Regions from separate parts of the Homo sapiens genome. Here region 1 is linked to region 2. A link is a contact called in ENCODE Hi-C or POLR2A ChIA-PET data. All regions are on one chromosome and are shown on one strand. The core of a region is the stretch at or near the end of the contact, and the rest is flanking DNA. Distances in the headings are between cores, read along the strand shown. Region 1 holds the start of MIR1-1HG (MIR1-1 host gene). Region 2 has its middle 37 kb from the start of MIR1-1HG.

Region 1 (6,023 bases), core at 1,465-3,964, 38 kb before region 2:
TACCAATTTACAGTCAAATGCAGGGGGCCGCCTTCCTGTTAATGAATTTCCCGGTGCTCACCAGCTCCTAATGAGCCTGTTAAAGAGGGTTTAAGTAAACTTAGCGAGTGGCAAACTAAGCACTTTGGAATACTTAATTGTATCGATATGTTTTTCATTGCGTTTAAAAATGTCTCTGAGTGGGAAGCAGAGGCTGCCTCCTTCCCTGCCAACTTCTATGACCAGCCGTGAAGCCAGACTCTGAAAAATGTGGAGAAAGAGCCAGAAGGAGACCAATGGGACCTCAAGGTTAGGCCCTCACCAGCAGGAAGGGAAGCCGCCCCGAACCTGCTGGGAGCGGGGAGAGGAGGAGGAGGAGGAGGAGGAGGCCTGCAGGGTTTCGAGGCCTCGCAGTGGCCCAGGGCGAGCCTGGCACGTGCGGTGGTGAGAGGTGGAAAGAAGGCTTTGCAGGTGCCTGGGGGGGACGGGGGCCAGGGAGGCGCCAGTTGGGGGTGCAGGCCGGGCACAGACACAGGAGGCTTGCTAAGCGGTGGGGTCCAGCTGGGCCCTGGCCCCTGTCCTGCCACTGACCCTGGCGTGGGGTGGGACAGCAGCCCCGGGACATGAAAGGACCTCCCGTTGTCCTCATCAGGAAGAGAGGTCCAACATGACTCTGTTGCTCCTCCAGGCAGCCCGTCCATGCGAGGGGACAGCCCGGAGCGAGTTGGTTCTCTCTTACCACCCAGGGCAGGGCAATGTCTCCGCAGAGCCTGCAGTGTGCAGAGGCCACTGAGCATGCTGTGGCTGTGTGGCAGTGGGTCTGCAGCTGGGCATGGCTGGGTTGGAGTTTCACGTGGGGGTGGGTGGGGGCGGGGGGTGGGGGTTGTGCTTAAGGCTCTGGAGGCATCCCCTCTACAAAGGAAGGAGCAAATGGCAGACAGAAGCAGAAGCTGATGTCCCATTTCCACGTAGCTGCTGTGATTTATCATTTTCACGTAGCCAAGGATACAAAAAGGGCACCCGACACCGCAGCCTGAGCTTCAACTTCGGGGGCACCTGGGTTCCGCCGCTCATCTGTGCCCTCCCAAGACCTCCGCAATAACCGTCCCCGGAGTCCAGGGAAAAGGCCTCCTCAACGTCCCCAGCTCCCTGGCACATGAGCTCTCAGAGCCTGGGACACTCCCGCAGCCTGGCTCAAGCCCCCACGACCTGTGAGGCATTCATCTGGACGGGGTCTGGGGGTCAAGGGGAAAGCTGGGAGTCCCAAAGGGCAGGAGAGTCACCCCAGACCCAGCCAGAGTCCACAGGACTTCTGCCCACTCACAAATGAATTGTAGTCACTTTTCAAAAAGTTTCCCGTCTGCATAGAAAAAGAGCACCCAGCCGCCTCCAAGCAGACCCCACCGTGAGCCGAGCTGGCTCCTGTGCCCGGGGCCTCCTCCGGGGCTCTTCAGCGGTGAATACCGCCCGGCCCCCGGCATCAGCGCCGCGGGAGGCCACGCGGGAAGTCAAGCTCCCCAGCAGGGACCTGCACAGACGCCGACCACCAGGGCTGCTCTCCCCGAAGCCCCCCTAGTCTCCGCCCACATGTGCCCCCCGCCCCCCACCTCGCCGCCCTGCCCCTGTAAACGCCTCCTGACCCTGACGTGGCTGGGAGAGCTGCAGAAGTGCCGAGTCCCGGCCGGGGGCAGCCTCGCCGCCGCTCAGCTCGGGAATCCCTGCCCCCCACCAGCACCTCAGTGGGGGATACTGCAAGTTCAAGGTAAGTTTAGCCCCACGCCCGGCTGCCGGGGCTTTGTTGCGGAGCGGCAGGTGAATCGCGCCCCCAGCCCAGCCCCGAAGCCCCCATGCCATCCACTGCCCGCGTGGGGGGCCGCTGCTTTCTTGCAAAATGCCCGCAAGTCAAAGTTCCTGCCTCCCAGCTGGACGCGCCCTCCAGGCCCTGCCGGCTGCTGGCTCTGCAGTTTTCCAAATGTGGATGATGCCGCGAGCCAAGAGAAAACTCCACGGCACCCCCGCCGGAGCCGCACGGCGCCGGCACCCGCAGCACCCACCTCGCTGGCAGGCACACCCCCCACCGCGGTGCCCGGCAAGTTTGCAGGGGCCGTCCCGGCGGCCCAGCGGTGGTGATGGGCTGAGCAGGACTCACCGCGGAGCCCAGGGCACCCCTGGGGCCGGGCTGGTGACAGCGGCAGCGGCGGCGGGCGCAGGGTCGCGGCTCCCTAGGAGATGCTGCAGCGGCGGCAGCACCAGCCACCTCCTCCGGGAGCCAATCGCGAATGCAGGGGTGGGGGCCGAAGCTCGATGCGTCCGCACTTGGTGGGGGCAGAGAGAGAAAGAAGACACCAGGCACCCCCTCTCCACACCCCTGCCCTTCCCCCAGCCCTCCTGCAGCAGCGCAGACTTAGCAGGAGGGAGATCTTGAGAGAGAGAGAGAGAGAGAGAGAGAGAGAGAGAGAGAGAGAAGGCGCTGGTGCAGAGTTAGGGAGAGGCGGCCGAGCTGCACACCTTGAGCCCCGGCCTCCTCCGAAGGGAACCCCTGCACCCCAGCGGGGTCAGCACAAGGTAGAGAAGGTAGAGGTCAGGGTGGAACAAAAGGGAAGGTCCCGCGGGTGTGCACGCTCTCGCAGGCACACAGCCGGCTCGCGGAGACACAGGGGCGGGGGAGGGGAGGGGAGGGGAGGGGAGGGCCTGACCTGAGAGGCCAGAGCGGGCGTGGGGGCCCCCCTCGGGTCAGGAGCCGGCCTCACCTTTGCAGTTCTTATATACCCGGCCAAGCATCCCAAACACGCGGCCCTGGCCAAGTGGCCCCCTCGGGCTGCGCTCCCTGACCATATTTAGTCAAGCAGGGGAAAAAATAGCCTGTCAGCTGGGCCGCGGCTGGCCCGGCCACCGGGAACAGGGTGGGAGCACCCACGCCATTGACGGCGGGTCCCGGGCTCAGGCTGCTGTCCTGCCCCTCCCGGCCCCTCCCTGACAGGCCTCCCACCGGCTGTCCCTGCCCGAGATCCCCCCGCTATTTTTAGCCCAGCCAGTACAGAGGCGCCTCCTCAGTAGCCGGGCAGCAGCCTCCATGCCATGCCAGCCGGCTCCTAGGGTGCCCTGGGGAGACCCGGGCATCTCCCAGGCTGCAGGGCCGGGGGTGGGGGGGGCGGGCAGAATGGTACGGCCTCCTTCGCTGCTCTGAGCCTCCAGTGGGCTGAGCCCACCCAGGCCACCAGGAGTGGGTGGCCCCCTCCACAGTCCCATCGGCTCTGCCCTTTTGCCTAGAATTGGGGCCAGGATCAGGTGGTGACAGAGCCACCTGGGTTTCCGGAGACTCTCAAGCCAACCCCAAGTCATGACAAATGCCAGTCGCCTTGGACAGAGGCAAGGTCAACCTGCTTGCCGCCCCCAGCCAGGCCCTGCCACCAAGGGTGTGTGATGGGGAGACCCCAATCCCGGGTGCTGGACGGGCTCAGGAGCTCCCCCTTCCGGGATTTCACGCCCGAATTATGTAACAGACGAGGGCCTGGGACGGGGCCTGACGGGGATCTGTCCTTGCAGGGCCTGGACGCAGAGACCAGAGGCCTGAACTGGCAGACTGTCCTCACAGGCTGTGTGACGCTGGCTGGTCGTCCCATCTCTCTGGGGCCCCACAGGACTGGGGACCAGGTCGTGGAATGACAGTGGACCACAGTGGTCCGGGGACCCCGCTCGTTGGTGGCAGGCACAGGCCCGTGTGATGGGGACAATGAGCTTTGGTATTTGTGAGTCCTGTCCAGAGCATAGGTCCTCCTGTTCAGAAGCCACCTCATAAATGTCCCCAGTGCCTCCCGGACTTAGGAAGGCATCCCCTTGTGGTTCTGGCCAGTTAGGGACACAGGGCCGGGGAGTCTATGCCGCTCAGAACAGGCTCAGCTGCATCTAATCCCAGGGGAGCCCCTGAGGAGCCTGCACACCCCCCAGGCTGGCCCACAGGAGCTGAGGCAGGGCTCTCCTCCAGGTTCACCTCCTGGGCTCACGGCCCCTTCCCCACATCCCAAGGCCGGCTCTGCAGAGTCATGGGGAGAAGCCGGAGCCCCAGCCACACTCGCCACACACGCCGACACCCACTCTGGTGTCCTCCGGCCAGCGACAGCGAGGGACAGAGGGACGCCCCCTGCACCTGCCCAGTGCAGAGGCTTCTTGAGTGATGCCAGGCCCTTCTCCCAGCCCTGTACGCCCCGCTAAAGACCCCATGTCTCACCATAAAGGAGGCCAGGAGGTTTTAAGCTTCTACCTGGTCTGAGCACTTTTCTGGAAACTAAATAGCCACTCGGCTTCCCACTGGCAGCGGGAGAGCGTGGTGTGAGGTGTGGTGTCCAAACTCCCCCTGCAAGGCCCCTCCCCTGCAGCCCACTTCCTCCTGCCTGCCGTCTCCAGGCAGGGTTGAGGGGGGCAGGCCAGGCCTGCAGCTGGGGTCAGGGGCATAGACAGCCACAATGGGGGAGGTGGGGAGCAGTCTGCAGGCCTGGGCAGGCGGCTCTGTAAAGGATGCGGGTGCTTTGTGGTGGTGAGAGAGAGGGTATGCAGCAGACGTGGCCATAAATCACCCTCCTCACGGCAGCCCCACACCCACGGACCAGGGCACGGGCACAGGGCCATCTCCTTCCAGGAGAAGGGCTGGTGTGGGTGGCCAGATCTGACAGCCCCCAGGCCGTAGGACAGAGCCAGAAGACAGAGCAGTTCCCCCGTTTACCCATAGCACCAGCCTCACAGTAACAGCCGGCACACAGCACTTAGGCTGCCTGGTGTTCCAGAAGCTTCTGCAGGGGCTCTATGCTGCACTCAAGGCATCCCTAAGAGGAGAGCATTTTGCTGTCCCCACTTTACGGAGAAGGAACGTGGGCTCAGGGTGGGTGCCTCACTCTCCCAAGGTCCCATACCAAGCACTGATCGGAGCTGGGTGTGTTCTGGCCCCCACCATGTCCACGGCTGTCCTCGCCAGGGCAGTAAAGTCAGAGCCCATAGCCCTCGCCCCTGACGGCCCAGGGCCGTGCTGCCCGTGGCCCACTCCACCATGATTTGAAAGGGAGACCGCAGTGGGTAGGAGAGACGGGAGGGAGGGGAGAGGGGAGAGAAGGGGGAGACGGGGTAGAGGGGGCAGAAGGGGAAGAGAGGGGAGAAGGGCCTAGGCCCCCGAGACTTTCCCCTTGGTGTCTGCAGGTGGTTTAAGGCGTGAATGAATGAAGGAGCAAGCAGTAAGCCCCGACAGCAAGGCCACCACAGCCCTCGCCCCACAGGGACGCCTGAGCAAGGACCCAAGCAGGGGACAAGCAGGCTCACCCCGCCCTTGCGGGGCTGACCACGAGGCCCCGTCCGGTGGAACACGCCATGACGGTGAGTGCTCTGCCCTGTCTCACACGGCTCCCACTGGCCACGGTGGCTGCCAAGCTCTCAGAAACGGGGCTGGTGCCCCTGCAGACCTGGATTTTTTAGTCAGTGCAGCTTTGATTTGTTTCAGCTTCAGGAGGCTCATGTAGCTGGCGCCGTATGGGACAGCGGGGGAGAGAGAAAATGCACAGCCCAGGGAATGTGGAGACAGGCCCAGCGCCAGGCATGGGGGCCGGAAGGAGCAGCCGGGGAGCAGGGGGCAGGGCCTGGAGTCCCGCCTTGCAGGTCAGAGGTCAGAGGTCAGGGAAGGCCTGGGTGGGGGTGAATGAACAGGCCCCCCAGTGATGTCAGAGGGGCAGGCGGGGAAGGGTCCCGGAAGAGCACCCCGGGGAGTGTGTACAGGAAGGCAGGAGCCCGGAGGCGGGAAGGGGGGCCTGGTGTGTCCAGCGGGCAGCAGGAGGCCAGCATGGCTGCCACTGGGGCAGTGGCAGTGGATGGGTGGCCTGGGGCTGGGCTTCGGGCAGGGTCAGACCACGTCAGGCCTTGTAGGCCAGTGCCAGGGCTGCAGGTGTCCTGCTGAGGGGCACAGGCCTGGGCAGGCTGGCACGGCTATAGCAGGGTCCTTATGGCTTATCTGCTGAGGGTGAGGGTGGAGGGCAGAGGCTGGAGCATCAGGGGCCCTGCCCAGC
Region 2 (6,531 bases), core at 3,155-5,654:
GTCCTAGGCAGGACCCTGCACAGGGCTGGGTGTAGCCAGGGCTCAGGGGTCTCAGGCTGGAGGACAACAGGCCCCCATAGTCTCCTGCTGGGTGGGTGTCAGAGGTGGCTGTGAGCGTCCCCAGGCTGCACGCCCAGCACTGATGAGCCCGCAGATTGGTGCTGCAGACAAGCCTGTAGTGGCAGCGGTCGCCATGCATGCACCAAACCTGCTGAGTGGCCGCCACCTGGAGTCTCCACCCAGCGGTCAGCAGAGGGACCGACTCCAGGATGGGGCAGACTCGGGCTCCTGGCTGAATTCATCTGGGATGTGTTTCCCTTCGCAGCGATAAGATAAATGTCTACAGATTTACTCTTAACTTCGGGACCTGGAGAAGCTCTCGGTTTAAGCGGAATTATATCATTGGCTCAATTAATGCCCACCAAAAATTTTACGCCACGTGCGACAGTCACACAGCACCTGTGAAACTAACAGCTGAGGCTATAGCCCGGGAAACCTCAGCTCTCGTGGGCTTGCCAGGTAGTAAGTACCCAAAAGCTGTGACTTTATTCTCACCTGCCTCTGTGGAGGGGGCAGCGCCCCAGGCTGGAGACCCCAGGTCCTAGGAGCCTGTGTGGGCACCAGCAAGGTGGGGACAGGTGGGCGCGGGGCCGCCCCCTTCAGCCTGCGCCCGCAGCTCTGTGGGCCCCGCACCCAGGGCTGCCTTGAGGGAGCACTGGCTCTGTGGCCATGCTTGGCTCTGCGCCTCTCCACCTGGCTTCACTGATTCAGTACCTCACTTCCTCTCCCTGACACGCATTCTGCGTGGAGCTGAAATGATATGGAAGGTCCTCCCCATCCCCAGGCACCTCTGAGCCAGTAAATGTGGGTTCTTCTGGAAGACTTGGCCCCGCCAGTGCACCTACGGAATCGCGACCATGGGGTGGAAGCAAACATCTCCCCTGGGGACACCGAAGCCCAAGTCAAGCCCCAGCACTGCCGACTCCATGTGGGTGACCGTGGACAAAGGGCTGGGCCCCTCAGAGCCTCTGAGATGCAGAGTGGGTGACGTCCAGGTCACAGGCTGCAGCGAGGTTGATGCCCAGGTCCAGCACTGACGCCCAGCCCGCCCAGCCCAGGTGACCACATCCCCACGGCTCTCGTGGCAGAAGCACCTTCCCTAGCACCCCTACACCCCTGGGGTGAACCAGGCCCACCTGCGGGTTTCCAGGTGGACGGGCAGAGCCAGTGAACAGCCTCGGATAAACGCGTCACACTCAGACGCGGGCCGGGGCCAGGGGTCTCTGACGGGGGTGGACCCCCATCTGCAGAAGTTTCTGCACAATCTGTGTCTTGACCTGGGCATCTGTGAACCCTAGGCCATTCCATGGGGCCACCAAGAGTCTCAGTGGTGATTTTAAACTGTCGCCCTCGGCAGCTCAGTGTTCACAGTCAACACAGCAGGCTCCCCGGCCCCGGGGCCTCAGGGTCCCTCTCCCATCTTGAAGTTCAGCCATGCCCTGGACAGAAGCCACATCCTGACTTCCAAAAACGCAATTTCCACTCTTCTGTGAGCCTGGTGACAATAACAAAAACCAGCTTCGGTTTCACGTGGACCTGGTGTCTGGGGTCAGCAGGAGTGAGAGCACTGACCCAACACCGTTCATCTCCCGGCACCTGGCGACCACCCGCCCTGCCTGGTGCATTTCCTGTCTCCTGAGCATCTCTGAGCTCAGGACCCTGGGCAGGGTGTGGGGCATCCGGTACAGGTGGCTCCTCCCGACTCCCCTCACCTCTCCCAGGGAAGGGACCTCCAGCCAGGAGGAACCGGGAGCACCTGTGTGGGTCCCAACACCGAGCAGCCCACAGTCTCCCCAGCACCGACAGGCCCCCACGATGGAGAGAGAGCAGGGCCAGGGTCGGACAAAAGCAAGTCTGGGAATGGCCGGGGCCGCCAGCCTTGACCTCCAGAGCTCTGTTACCGTGACTACTGATGCCATCGTTGTTCTTGTTACTGGTTTTATTTTCATTTTCTTCAAAGACAGTATATCCACGTTTGTTTTTCTAAAATCTAACTGCGCCAGATGGCATAAAAAATGAGTCTCCCTCTCAGCCCTGGAGGTTCACGGCCCCTCCCTAGTGGTCCTCACTGTCACCAGCCTCTCCTAGGCCCCTGGGCATGGATTCAGCTCCCCCAGGTTCCCCATGATGACGATGTTGTTGTACACGTTGATGCCGTCACCCCCACAGAAGCCCCAAGAGGCCAGGGACACTAGGGCTCACAGGCTTTGCTCACCAGGGCACAGGAAGGACCAGACACTGTCTGAGCCGCTGACTCAGTGTGGCCGAGGCCTGGCCAACCCTTCACAGGCAGGTGGATGGTGGTAACCCAGCCCTGCCTCCTTTCCCCGGCGGGCCCTGGGCACCCTTCCCTCCCCTGGCCTCAGCTTCCCCACCTCAGACCCTGCCTCCTCTCCCTGGCGGGCCCCAGGCATCCTTCCCTCCCCTGGCTTCAGCTTCCCAACCTCAGAGTAGGGGCTAGATGGGGTGGCTATCACGTCCCAGCTCCGAGGCCTGGCAGAGGGTCCTCAAGCCTGGAGAGGCGGCGTCCCTGCAGCCTCACGCACCCACGACAGACACGTCCCTTCCCCTGTCCCATGTGTCATCGCCCACGGGATACTGCAAAAGTTAACATCTTTCCCAGCAGAAGGTCACAATGTATTTGCCTCCCTGTTGAGATCAACTGAGCCTCCAAGGCCTGGCTGGAAAATAAAGACCCCAAATGAAACTGCCTCGCAAATCATGTCAAAGGTCACAGGCACACCCAGGAAGGCATGGCTGATGTACCTGTGCCAGCTCAGCCTCCCCCCAGGGAGCCTCAGGAAGGGCCACACGGGGATGGGGCTGGGGCTGTGGGCCAGGGCTCCTTCGCCGGCTCTGATCCAGTTCCAAGGGATGAGGGGTGACACAAGGCCATCCCTGCTCCAGGAAAAAGCCCTCTCCTTCCTCCATGAGCCCTCTCCCTCTGCGGGGCCGTGCCCACCACACAATGCCAAGCAGGGCAGGGAGCTTCCCGGTGGCCCCAAGTGACACCACCCCCATGCTCACCAGAGCCTCCTCTGGCCAAAGGGCCCTTGCCCCGATTCCCGGCTCCCGTCCTTCCTATCCCAAGAGTCCTACTGCCTTCCTTGGCCGTGGACCTGGACCTGGTCTGACAAGAGAAACGTCAAGAGCCTCTTGATGTGCAGAAGACCCCGGGCAGGACACACTGGCAGACACGCAAGCAGACACGCGGGCAGGACACACAAGGAGACAGGGAGCCACTCCCCATGATGACGATGTCCTGGCCTGTCCACGGCGGCCACCATGGCTCCGGGATGCTCAAAGTGAGCAAAGAAATCAACGTTTGTTGTCTGAGGCCACGCGGACGTGGGGCGGGTGTATCTGTTGCTGAAGTGTAGCCCGGCCTGTCCTGACTGATATGCCGCCCTACACCTTCTTCTGGAACATTCTGCACATACTTGCTAAGCTGCTACTCTGTACCCAGCACTGCTCCAGGCACCGGAGTAACATCCATGAACGAGCCAGCCTCTGCCCCGGCAGAGCTCCTCGGGGGAGAAGCAAACGGCAAAGAAACCAGCGCGAGTGCAAAGTGCAGCTGAGGAGGAGGACAACGGGAAGGAAGTGGGGGCAGAGAGTGCTCCAGGCGGGGCCTGCAGACCAGGAGGGTGGGGAGACCCTCTGAGCAGGTACCAGGACCTTCCCTGCAGCGTCGCAGGCAGCCGGCAGACAGGCACCTCGGACTGGGGCCTCTTTACCTCTTAGTTCAAGGATCCCTTTGAGGATCTGACGAAAGCCAGCTCTCTCCCAAAATCCCCCATGAGTTCAGCCCCGGGGTACTTTGCAGGCAACCTGAGGGGGATCATGGCTCTGAGTTAACCCCCAGCTCAATGGTGCCAGGACACTGCCCCAAGACAAGCCCCCCTCACTCCCTGCGAGTGAAGCCTGGGGCTTCACGCTCCTGCTCCAGCCACCACCACCCTGTGCCCCCAATCACCGGGGAACCCAGGCCCAAGTTCTCTTCCCAAGCCATCCTCTGAGCACTAGGCATGACTTCAGAGTTATATTAAGGAGCAGCAGGGGGTGGGTGGGGAGGGCTGTCTGTCCCCAGAGAAGACCAGCGAGAAGCAGTTGTCAGAGGAGCTGGATTTATCCCTCCCGGTCAGCTAATGGGCTTCGGTTACAGTCCTCAGCAGCCTGGACAGGAGCAGACAGGCTGCGTGTGAGCCCTGCCATCCATGCCGAGCAGCTGCAGGGATTGATCGAGGAGAGTGGTTTTCCTGTAGAAATGCATTTACCATACTCAGGTTAAAAATAGCCACGGAGCCACAGCACTGAGGTGCAGCCGCTGGAGAGCAGCCTCGGCTCACTCTGCTCGGGCACAGGGAGGGCCACAGAGGATACTTCCGAGACAGGCCTCGGCCGGGCTCCATGCTCGGCTCCGGGCACCCTCCACCCTCACCCAGACCTGGAGCTGGGCAGGAAACCAGCACAGGCACTAATGCGGGGCTCTACGGCTGCACCTGCCACCTGCCCATGTGCAAAGGGCTTAACCACCACGGCCTTTTGGGGGACCATGGCACCAGGGACTCGGTAGCGGCTACTGCCCAGGCTTCACAGACAGGCCACTCCACTACCATGAGAGCCACCGCCCCAAGCCCTGCCTCTCTGTCCTCTCCAAGGTCGCGGCAAGCCTGGCCTGGACCAAGGCATCCCGGCTCTCCAGCCATGCTGAGTGTCCTCTGGCCATTTTCCTGCTGCACCCAGGACTGGTTGGCCTGCCCATGGGCAGTGGGAAGAGGTGGCATTTTGGGGAAGTCTGTGCTGGCCCCATCAGCACAGGGAGGAGCTGGATAGCTCGTCATGGCTATTTAAAGCCAGGAATGGACAGGTGCAAGGCGTGGGGTGGGGATCTGAGCCAGGCTGGAGGAGGGGCTGCCATGGGAGGCTTTACACCCTGGGGCAGAAGGCACCCCAGAGGATCCCGGACACCCCTGCACTGGGGCCAGGGTGGTCCCACCGCATGCTGCAGTGGGAGGGTGAAGCCTCAGCGCCAGGCAGTAGGGAGGTGCCTGGCTAAGTGGGGGATGGGCTGGGGCGTGGCAGAGCCAGGACAGCCTGACCCTCACAGAAAGCTGAGTCAGACTGCAGCCTGCTGGCCTGGGCCGGCCTGGGGGCCCAGAGGCCATTTACAGGGTCCCTGAAAAGGCCAGAAAACACTTGCTCCCTGACATGGGAAATTCCATCTGCGAGGCCAAGCCTTTCATGCTGTACCTTTCCAAGACATCTTCATCAGCATCAGGGCCCCTGCCAGAGGTGGGCCTGGCCCTTCCTGGGTCAGGTTGTGGTTACTTCACCCATCTCAGCCTCGGTTTCCTCATCTTTAAAATGGGGGCATGGCAGCACCCAGCCTGCCTTTGTCAGGTGTTGGTGGCATCAAAGGGCCCTGGACAGACAGGCATGCTGGCACACAAGTGTGAACAGAGGCTGTATCTCCCCCAGGAGGGGTGGAGGTCAGGAGGGCGAGAGGGCATCGGGAAGAGCGAACAGAGAGGCTTACGGGGGACAGCTTTGCTCGGGCACCGTGGGCCTCTTCCCTGCCTTCCTGCCCCAACTCAGGCCCTGGGGCAGCAGGGGGAGCTAAGGGTTCTGCCTTGCCCCTCTGGCACACCCAGCCCGGACTCCCACCTGGGCCTGACCTTCCTCACCATCAGGGCAGGTGAGAGGACCCACAAGAGGGGATATTCCTAGGGAACGTGCTGAGTTCTGGGAGTAGTTAATCAGCAGAAGGATGGAGGAGTGGAGGGGTAGAGGATGGAAGGGTGGAGGGAGGGAAGGATGGAGGGGTAGAGGATGGAAGTGTGGAGGGATGGAGAGGTGGAGGATGGAGGGGTGGAGGGATGGAGGGGTGGAGGGGTGGAGGGTGGAGGGATGGAAGGGCGGAGGGGTGGATGGGTGGAGGGGTGGAGGGTGGAGGGATGGAGAGGTGGAGGGTGGAGGGATGGAGAGGTGGAGGGATGGAGAGGTGGAGGGATGGAGAGGTAGAGGGATGGAGGGGTAAGGGGTGGAGGTGTGGAAGGTGGAGGGGTAGAGAGGTGGATGATGGAGGGATGGAGGGGTGGAGGGGTGGAGAGGTGGGGGTGGAGGTGTGGAAGGTGGAGGGGTGGAGAGGTGGAGGATGGAGGGTGGAGGGGTGGAGGATGGAGGGGTGGAGGGGTGCAGGGATGGAGGGTGGAGGGGTGGAGGGGCAGAGGATGGAGGGGTGGAGGATGGAGGGTTGGAGAGGTGGAGGATGGAGGGGTGGAGAGTGGTGGGATGGAGGGGTGAAGGGATGGAGACTGGAGGGGTGGAGGGTGGAGGGGTGGAGGATGGAGGGGTGAAGGGTGGTGGGATGGAGGGGTGAAGGTATGGAGGCTGGAAGGGTGGAGGGTGGAGGGGTGGAGGATGGAGGGGTGGAGGAGATGGAGGATGTAAGGGTGAAGGGATGCAGGA

What was found. Hi-C counts contacts between places; a loop is a spot of excess contacts on that map. ChIA-PET counts read pairs that join two places held with the same protein, here RNA polymerase II (POLR2A). Pooled maps may share reads with other maps.
Region 1: a pooled map of gastrocnemius medialis shows a loop between it and region 2 (4-fold over the local background). The contact joins the promoter of MIR1-1HG here to the enhancer-like site in region 2. A Hi-C loop is called at or near these places in 9 of 168 maps with a recorded cell type or tissue (Right ventricle myocardium inferior, Right ventricle myocardium superior, gastrocnemius medialis and 5 more), 1 of 37 single-sample maps with no recorded cell type and 10 of 50 pooled maps. POLR2A ChIA-PET finds 5 or more read pairs at or near these places in 1 of 52 experiments (Panc1).

What each region holds. Positions count from the first base shown.
Region 1 is chr20:62,547,144-62,553,166 of GRCh38, reverse strand. It overlaps MIR1-1HG (MIR1-1 host gene), which reads right to left and starts at 2,714. Exons shown (of 4, transcript NR_171007.1): 1 at 2,129-2,714. CRMA (cardiomyocyte maturation associated lncRNA) reads left to right here and starts at 1,606. Exons shown (of 7, transcript NR_033263.1): 1 at 1,606-1,741; 2 at 4,706-4,855; 3 at 5,167-5,340; 4 at 5,465-5,619. RefSeq lists an enhancer at 1,752-2,627.
Region 2 is chr20:62,510,145-62,516,675 of GRCh38, reverse strand. No RefSeq gene overlaps it. Among named protein-coding and RNA genes, the nearest start is that of MIR1-1HG, 37 kb to the left of the region's middle. RefSeq lists an enhancer at 4,422-5,231. Within about 2 kb of position 4,404, at least 4 of the 41 ENCODE cell types and tissues checked have a DNase peak (open chromatin) inside an H3K27ac peak, as active enhancers do; they include gastrocnemius medialis and psoas muscle, where a contact is called at or near this core.